2 separate regions of the Homo sapiens genome follow, and region 2 is linked to region 1. Evidence: chromatin loops called from intact Hi-C (ENCODE). Cell type or tissue: PC-3. All regions are shown on one strand. Each heading gives the region's core, and the rest is flanking DNA. Links, peaks and the distances in the headings are about the cores only.

The links. Peaks named below come from ENCODE experiments on the same cell type or tissue, not always from the same donor. Only the 100,000 strongest peaks of a DNase experiment are listed, where the experiment ranks them.
Region 2: a loop joins it to region 1, with 4 times the contacts of the local background. A loop is called at or near these places in 1 of 110 quality-filtered maps.

The regions. Positions count from the first base shown.
Region 1 is chr5:94,523,111-94,527,516 of GRCh38, reverse strand. It overlaps KIAA0825, which reads left to right. Exons shown (of 21, transcript NM_001145678.3): 4 at 3,419-3,587. Among named protein-coding and RNA genes, the nearest start is that of KIAA0825, 93 kb to the left of the region's middle. In PC-3, for the core only: a CTCF peak has its summit at 2,464; no DNase peak of the experiment used is centred there.
Region 2 is chr5:94,365,826-94,370,231 of GRCh38, reverse strand. All of the region lies in intron 20 of KIAA0825, which reads left to right. Among named protein-coding and RNA genes, the nearest start is that of KIAA0825, 250 kb to the left of the region's middle. In PC-3, for the core only: no CTCF peak of the experiment used is centred there; no DNase peak of the experiment used is centred there; H3K27ac peaks cover 1,955 bases.

The sequences.
Region 1 (4,406 bases), core at 223-4,222:
TAAAAATTTTTTGTATTCTAACATTCCATGAAAGCACATATATGTGTTTTCTACAATCTTTTTATTTAAAAAGTTCTCATAATTTACCAATGGAACATACTTTTTTCCTTTTAACTATTTTATGACTGGATAATACTTTTGAAATCTTATAAGAACTTTATAATAAGCTGAAGTTTCAAGAGTTTATAATTATCCTCTTCTGTTTTTCAGTTTCTTATCCTATCTCCAACTGTACCAGTTCAATATTAATCAGCTCCCGGACTGCTATTGTTATTTAATGCAGTCTGTCCAATAGTAGGACATCTCAGCCTTTTTGGAAGTAAGCTGGTGCATATATACATACACACATACATCCATACATGCATGAGTGTAGTAGTGACCATAAAAATAAATTCATATTTCTTATTCTTCAAATAAATATAGTTTTAAAGTGAGGCAACAGTGAGGTTAGATGACAAGTACTGAATTCTGAGGGGTGAGGTGTCAGGGAATTTTAAGTACCGTGATTCTACTAATGTTCTTAAAGCAACATCCTTGCATATAATCTCCTCTTCTACAAGGAAAAACCTTTTTACACCTCCCACAGGCACTTTTAGTGGCTCCCTCCTGTGTACTCCCTTAGCACATTGTACACACTCCTTATCAAGTCTTACTGTGTTGTAGTTGTTTATTTACAGGTTTATCTCTTTCACTAGACAGAATTCCTTTAGGGACAGGATGACGTCTTATTCACATTGGGTTCCCTAGTATATATCACAATGCCTACCACATATTTAACATTCAGCTAATGTTTATCAAATATAATGCCTTCATTCAATAAGCAATTTTTACAGTCAGGGAATCTAGGAGTGAATGTTGAATGAGAAAATTACCATAGATATCTTTTTTTTAAAAGCATACTCCATATTGCATTTTAAAAATGCTTTATAAATTGATTTATACACAGCCTCTCAGTAATGCATCCACTTGCATACATCATTAACTGGGCTAATTCAGAGTCATTATAATTAAGGCACATTGGGGTTCAAATTTATTAAGAAATGTTGAGACATATGAAAAGGCATAGAGTACTATGAGAAATACTCCTGTGCCCACCATCTAGTTTAAGAAATAAAACATTACTTGTATAGCTAAAGCTCTCTGTGTACCTCTCCCCAATTTCATCCCACTTCCATCCCCACTGTGCCAGAGGGTGCTGCTGATCATTCCAGTGCATTTCCTTACACTTTTACTACCTATGTTTATAATCCTGAATAATGTGTAGCATCTGAAAGATAACATTTGAAAATGTTACCTTTTAAATGGTGAAAATTAAGTTGTAATTTATTTTGATTAAAGAAGATAAATTGTCAGATTACATACCAAACTGACATTTATCATAAATTTTGAAAATATTTATTTTGTATAACAATTGGACAAGAAATATCTAGACTTCAGATGATTAAGTTTTTAGAACAAGGTGTATAGGCATTGGTGAGTGGCAGACAACAAGACAGCCAACTAAAAACAAAATCAGGTGTAGATAATTAGTTCTGACATTTTATAATTTGTGACAAAATGATTTTAAAATAAAGTTTATCTGTCTTAGTTTGTATCAATGAGGGAGATCCCCTGAAATGCAACCACTCAATCCCTTTGTCAGTATTTGGACAAATTACCAAAATATCTAGCCCTCTAAAGGCTTTACCCTATTTATAAATTGTAGTTTTTGGCCTCTGCCCAGATTCGGATGTTAGAAATTAGCCTAAAATCTGAGTCCTCATTGAAACAGATTTAGGTAGACTAACTGCTGAGCCTTTCCAATTCACATTGCTGTAATCTATTAGGTTTCATTGAATGAGACACATGAGGATGCTATAATAAAAACCTTTGATAAAGAGTCCCTAGAGTCAAGGGGTATGCTTAGGGCATTGTGTTTCTCTGTCCATAGAAGTGCTTACATAAGTTAAGAAAATACAAGCCAATCTCTTGTCAGACGTAGAAGTGGTATTCCTGAATATGGCTGTCCCATCAGGAAATTGAGTGGCCTGTGGCCAGAGGAGGTATTGTTTTCCTTTTAAGTTCTTTGTGTTCATGAAAAGGCTCTTTGATTCTCAGAATGTATTTGTTTCAAGGTAATTTACTTTGAATTCACTCATGCTCAGAAGTCTCCTGAAAACTTTTACTTAAACTTTTACAGTGTATGTTTTATAGGCAACCCACACCTGGATGAATTTCAAAGAGTCTTTCGTATGACATCTATTTTAATAATGAGCGCTTGGTTTCTAAAGCCTACCAGGTTCTATCATATGGAACCTTTAATTAATAGCAGTTACGTTTTCAAAACACTAACTTTACCTCTTAGTATCAAATCTTTCTTAATATGATTAAGAGACAAATGCATAGCTGTCAATTTTTGGTGAGGTGTTTCAGCTTCAAAGGAATTTGCCTGTTTGAAAGCTTTCTTGAAGTTTAGATATGCTGCCATCAGGTGGTAGTAATATGTCATATCCCTGTGGCTCTGCAGATGGCACTCTGCTAAAGGTCACCAGTTTACCCCACAAAGATTTATAATCATCAATGCACATAAGTGTGTATGGAAATTAAAATAACATAGTGTATCTGTTATTTTATCAACAGGAAGGATACTTTGAATGGAAATTTTAAAACAGATACATATGGCAAGATTCTACTGGACATTTTTTCACTGTTCTTGGTTTACTTTTTTGGTGAATGAAGCATTTTATTTTATGCCTTATAAATATTTAGAAAATATGGAAAAGTAAAATTTAAAACTTACCTAATTACACCCACCCAAATATAATTGCTATTAACCCTTTGCTTCATTTCCTTCCAGTCGTTTTTTAAATGCAATTTTTAGTAATTTTTGTTTCTGTTTTTTGTAGTGGAGTTGGATGGCAGGAAAAGGTATTTGGCTGTAGTAACATTGTGTATATAGCTTGTATACTTTACAACTTTTAAAATTATAAGCTTTTTATAACTACTTCATGACTTCTTACTATTCCGTTGATTGAAATTTTTCATAATTTATATAGTCCTTCACCTCTTAGTAGATAATGTATATTTCTAATATTTACAGTGTTCAGTATTTTATCTCTCCCTTTCATCCACTGCCTATCAAGAGGGCTATTATCGAATTGCATCTATGCTTGATTTTTGTTTCAACACAAAAGAATTTCTAGTTCATCTGAGTAGCTATTTTATATTTCCTCTATCACATTTTTTACTGCCAGAAAATTTGAACTCTCAGCTTTCAACTATGAATGTATAGTCTGTTATTATTTTCATATCATATGAATGAATTTGTAAATTGTACAAAGCCAGGTACCACATATGAAGATTTCAGGGCCTGTGATATTATGAAATGAAGCCATTATCTATATCCTGCCAAAATAACTTTTTCTTCTGTTTTTTATAGCATAAAACATTGCATTAAAGAGATACAGTCCGAAATTAACAAACAATGTCCAGGTGTGCAGCTGCAAACAACAACTGACTGCTTTGAATGGCTAACTAACTATAATTACAGTACATCTGAATCATCTTTCATTTCTCATGGAGACTTGATAAAATTTTTCAAAACACTGGTAAAATGAATTTTTATTTTATCATGGAGTGGGATGAGTAAACAGGGAATACAACTCATTCAATTTCTATACGTAAATATTTATTTGAGTGACCATATTAGCCTGCCATACATAGGGGTTTGTGTTTTTATGTTCCTATATCCCCAACATAATCCACTGAGCTATTTGTTTTAATTTTTAACTATGATTTTTATCAATAAAATAAAATTTTATATAAATGGAGATACAATATTATGATTCCTGGGTGATTTGTGGTATGATATATATCATATCAATACCACAAAATGTATTGATGTGTATCACAGCTGTCTACCAGAAAAGTTCATATTCATTATGTTTTGTATCCTTTCACTATTCATTTTTTATATGCTCATTATTAAAGCATAATAAGATCCCCATGTATTGTGTCTATTAAGTGGCCTTGACTATTATTCCCTGCATTCCTAACCTGCAGTCTAACCCAGTTCTTTTCAATCAAGGTAGCAATTTATGCAAGACCACCAAATGACAGAGAATTATTATGTTGGGTATTCTTAATATTGACCACCATCTATGCTAGAGAAGTTTTTGTAAACTTCAATAAGAACAGTGATTTTATCACACTTGTTTCTCCAAGGCTAGCTAGCTTGCAAAAACAGATTCCCAGAGAAGCAGCATAATTGTTAGAAAGCAGTACTTCTGTAGCTATGGTTTTAATTTAATTTAGGGAAAAAAAGGCACTGTTTTTGTCTAAACATCAAACATTGACTAAGACAGATGTGGAAAATATCTGGAGGTTGTAGATGGCTTAGGATGACAGAATCAGATGAAAATAGTTTT
Region 2 (4,406 bases), core at 241-4,240, 160 kb after region 1:
ATAATTTTGTCCTTTCAAGAATGCTATAGCAATGGATTCCTCCGTTTGTTTGTCCTTTTTTTTTTATTTTTTTTGTATAATAGTAGTTCATTGTATGGTTGTACCACAGTTTTTTGATCTATTCACCTTTTAAAGGACATTTGGATTGTTTCCAGTATTAAGTGATTGTGAATAAAGCCTCTAAAAACATTTGTATACAGGTTTTGCATGAACATAGGTTTTTATTTCACTTGGATAGTACCTAGGAGTGGGAGTGCTGGTTGTACCATACATTTATGTTTACATTTATGAAGAAACTATGGCTTCTTGTGTTTTATGCTGAAACTATGGCTTCTCGTGTTTTATGCTGAAACTATGGCTTCTTGTGTTTTATGCTCCCTGTGAGAAAACTGATGCCAGACTGATTCTTTTTCCCCTATCCTCTCCCTGGATGCTCTTAGTGACTTCTTCCCTCAGTTATTCTGAAATGAGATCGTGTCTATATACGAGTCTTTGGTTTCTCTTGGCACTCAGTAGGCCACATCAATATTGTGATTTTCTTCAGATAAAAGGATATTTTTTCCTATTTTTGATTATTTTCCTTGCCTCAGGCCCCAGTTACATTTATCTCCCCTTCTGCAATTCTTAAGACAGATGTTCTGATTTCTTCTTTCCTCAGACATTGCTAAAGGCTTCTTAGCCTCAATCCTCTCATTCTCACACTCTCCACATCCTTCCCACCTCTTTTCCTGAAGCTAACTCATTCGCTCACATAGCCTCAGGTGATTATCTCAGGTATTGAAATCAAATGCCTTCAGGGGCTGGGCAAGTAATGTAAATATGTCAAGGCAAAGTATAATACAATAGGGGAAGGTGAATGCATTCACATTCTATTTTTTAAAAATTCTATGCTAGCTAAATAATGCTTGTCATCAGAATGGATTAGGCCCAATGATATGATCAGGCCCACCTCTAAATCTGTGCCCCCGAGTCTTGAATCCGTATCTCTAGCCTTAATTGTTCCACACAACAGCTCTAGATTCCATATTCTTGGATTTTTTTCCCCTTAATAATATTTTATTTATATTTATTTATTTGTCTAGGTCTCACTCTGTCACCTAGGCTGGAGTGTAGTGCTTCAATCTTGGCTCACTCCAGCCTCAATGCCCCAGGACCAAGTGATCCTCCCTCCTCAACCTCCTGAATAGCTGGGACTACAGGCTCACTCAGCTAATTTTTGTATTTTTAGTAGAGAAGGGGTTTTGCCATGTTGCCCGGTCTGGTCTCGAACTCCTGGGCTCAAGCAGTCTGCTTGGCTCAACCTCCCAAAGTGCTGAGATTACAGGTGTGAGCCACCATAACCAGCCCATAATAGTAATTTAATATAATAACTCTCATCTCACACAGAAGTCCAACCATCATAATTATCTTCATCTAAAAACTGCCCTCTCTTCAGAGTTGTGTGATTTCTATTAATGGCACTAACAGGCTGCTGGCCTTAGCCTAGAAACCTTGAAGTACTTTGCCAAGTTTCTATTTCCCATCATCTAAATTCTGTTAGAGAATACATGCCTCCGAGTGTTTCCTCTAAACATTTCTCACACCCGTTTCTTTTTGTTCCCATATGCCTCCACTCTCAAAATTCAGTGCCCTCTCCTGCTCATGCCTCCAGAGCCTGTTTTACTCCAGCTGGAATGTCTCTAATCTGTGTATCTGCTGGATTAACTTGGTTTCTCTCCTTACATTTTTCCTTCACTGTAAAACCAATTGCAAATAACTGGTCAGGGGTGGTGGCTCACACCTGTAATCCCAGAACTTTGGGAGGTCCAGGGTGGGTGGATCCCTTGAGCCTAGGAGTTCGAGACTAGCCTGGGCAACATGCAGAAACCCTATTTCTACAAAAAATACAAAAATTAATTGGGTGTCGTGGTGCACACCTGTGGTTCCAGCTACTCCGGGGGCTGAGGTGGCAGGATTGCTTGAGCCCAGAAAGTCGGGACTGTAGTGAGCTGTGATTGCATCACTTCACTCTAGTCTAGGTAAATTACAGATAATACTAAGTAACATTTTTAAAACAAAGAAATAGTATATTTATAATCTCATCCCACCATGCTGACTCAGCTCTTTTCTCCTCATTCTCTTTTATGTACACAACACACACCTTTTACACAGTCACAATGAGGAGGTCTATATTTACAATGGGTGTTCTACATTTTTCACAAAACTATTCTTGTGACTCATCCATGTAAAGATACAGAGTTTTTATTTTTTAATGGCTTAGCTTTATACCAAATTAATGTAGCACAATTTACCTAATCATTTCTCTATTCCTGTACATTTAAGGCTGCTTCCACATTTTTGCTTTGCTGCTTTTACATATTAAACTGCCATGAATACGCAGATACTTTTTGATGCTGATAGAATAAGGGTGAAACATAAAAGGACACAGACAAATCTGTTTTAAAAATTACCAAGTATCAAAGGGATAAGAGCTGGAGTGAAGTACAGAGATTTTTAAATATATTTTCTTTTTCTGCCACTCTTCCACTTCAAAACTTGCAGTGATGACACATTGTCTGTAGCATCAAACCCAAACTCTTCAGTCCCAATGTCAAGGCATCCTTCACCTGGTCCTGTCATTCACCAAGTACCTCCACTGTGGCAAAAAATCCTACAGGGTTCAAATCCTTTCTCTATCACTTTATCACTTTCTCTAGGCTTCCTTTTTCTTATCCCTATTTCTATTTTTTTTTTGAGATCGAGTGTCGCTCTTGTTGCCCAGGCTGGAGTGCAATGGTGCCATCTTGGCTCACTGCAACCTCCGCCTCCCAGGTTCAAGTGATTCTCCTGCCTCAGCCTCCTAAGTAGCTGGGATTACAGGCGCCCGCCACCACGTCTGCCTAATTTTTTGTATTTTTATTAGAGATGGGGTTTCATCATGTTGGCCAGGCTGGCCTCAAACTCCTCACCTCGGGTGATCCACCCGCCTCAGCCTCCCAAAGTGCTGGGATTACGGGCCCCTATTTCTTACAACAGGTGTAAAAAATAAAGTGGAGGTTCCTCTTCAAAGAATTTCCTCCCCATTTAATTAGGAATAAATAGTAACTTGTCTTAGAAGCAAAATGTATTCAAAGACCTGTGCTTCTAAATATTTGCCCTGGCATGTTTGTACTGGCCCAAGCAAGCATTAGGTCATAGCCTGTTCCTCTTCCTTATTTAAAAGTGTTTTTACCTTTCTCAGCATTCCACAAGTTACTTCCTCCTTCTTTGTTCTCCTCTACATTTACCTCTTTTATAAAGTTCTAACTTGCTAGCCAATCAGGTCAAACACAGAATGTGAGGTCCCGTTCCAGCCAGTAGAAACCGGACACAACAGTAAGGTGGACGCATCAAGTTATAAATGACCCTGTCTCCTTTGTTTGGGGTACTGTCGTGGAAAAACTCCTGGCAAGTGTACCCTTTCTGCAAGAAGTAAAAATGGCCTTACTAAATAAATTAAATTTATGTCCAAGTGCTATTTTCTTTACAGCACTGAAGAACAAACATTTCAAACACAGGGAAAATAGCAGCATCTTTCTTGCTGAGTGGCTGGGAAAATAAGAAAAACTTAACCTTTAGCAGGTATTTAGTACAAGGCCTGGAACACAGGAAGTTCTCTGTAAATATGAGTTATTATTATTTCTAGCTATTATTTGATCCTCCTCTTTGGACAGGCCAGAGCAAGTTACAAGGGTAAACATGGGGCCAGGGATTAAATAGTAAGGCACAGCCCAAGACTCCAAGTAATTGCAAAAGGAGGACGTGGGTGAGGAGGACCAAGGAGAAGAAGCAGAAATGAGAGGAGGGGCTACCCAGAGCAGTCTCTATTAGGTGCTAGCTGTGTTATGTGTGTCTGGGTTCAAGGCAGAGGGTGAGTCAGGAAGCTGATGCTGCCTATATTCATGAGCCAAAGGCAGGGAATGTAACCCCGCAGTGGGTTCACTTTACCCGCTGCCTAGATAGAGCTGATTTATCAAGACAGGGGAATTGCAATAGAGAAAGAGTAATTCACACAGAGCCGGCTGTGTGGGAGACTGGAGTTTTATTATTACTCAAATCAGTCTCCCCAAGAATTTGGTGGCTGGAGTTTTTAAGGATAATTTGGTAGGTAGAGGGCCAGTGAGTTGGGAGTGCTAATTGGTCAGGTCGGAGATGAAATCATGGGGAGTTGAAGCTGTCCTTTTGTGCTAAGACAGTTCCTGGGTGGGGGCTACAAGACCATATGAGCCAGTTTATCAATCTGGGTGGTGCCAGCTGATTTATTGAGCGCGGAGTCTGCAAAATATCTCAAGCACTGATCTTAGATTTTATAATAGTGATTTTATCCCCAGGAGCAACTTGGGGAAGTTTAGAAACTTGCAGCCTCCAGCTGCGTGACTCCTAAAACA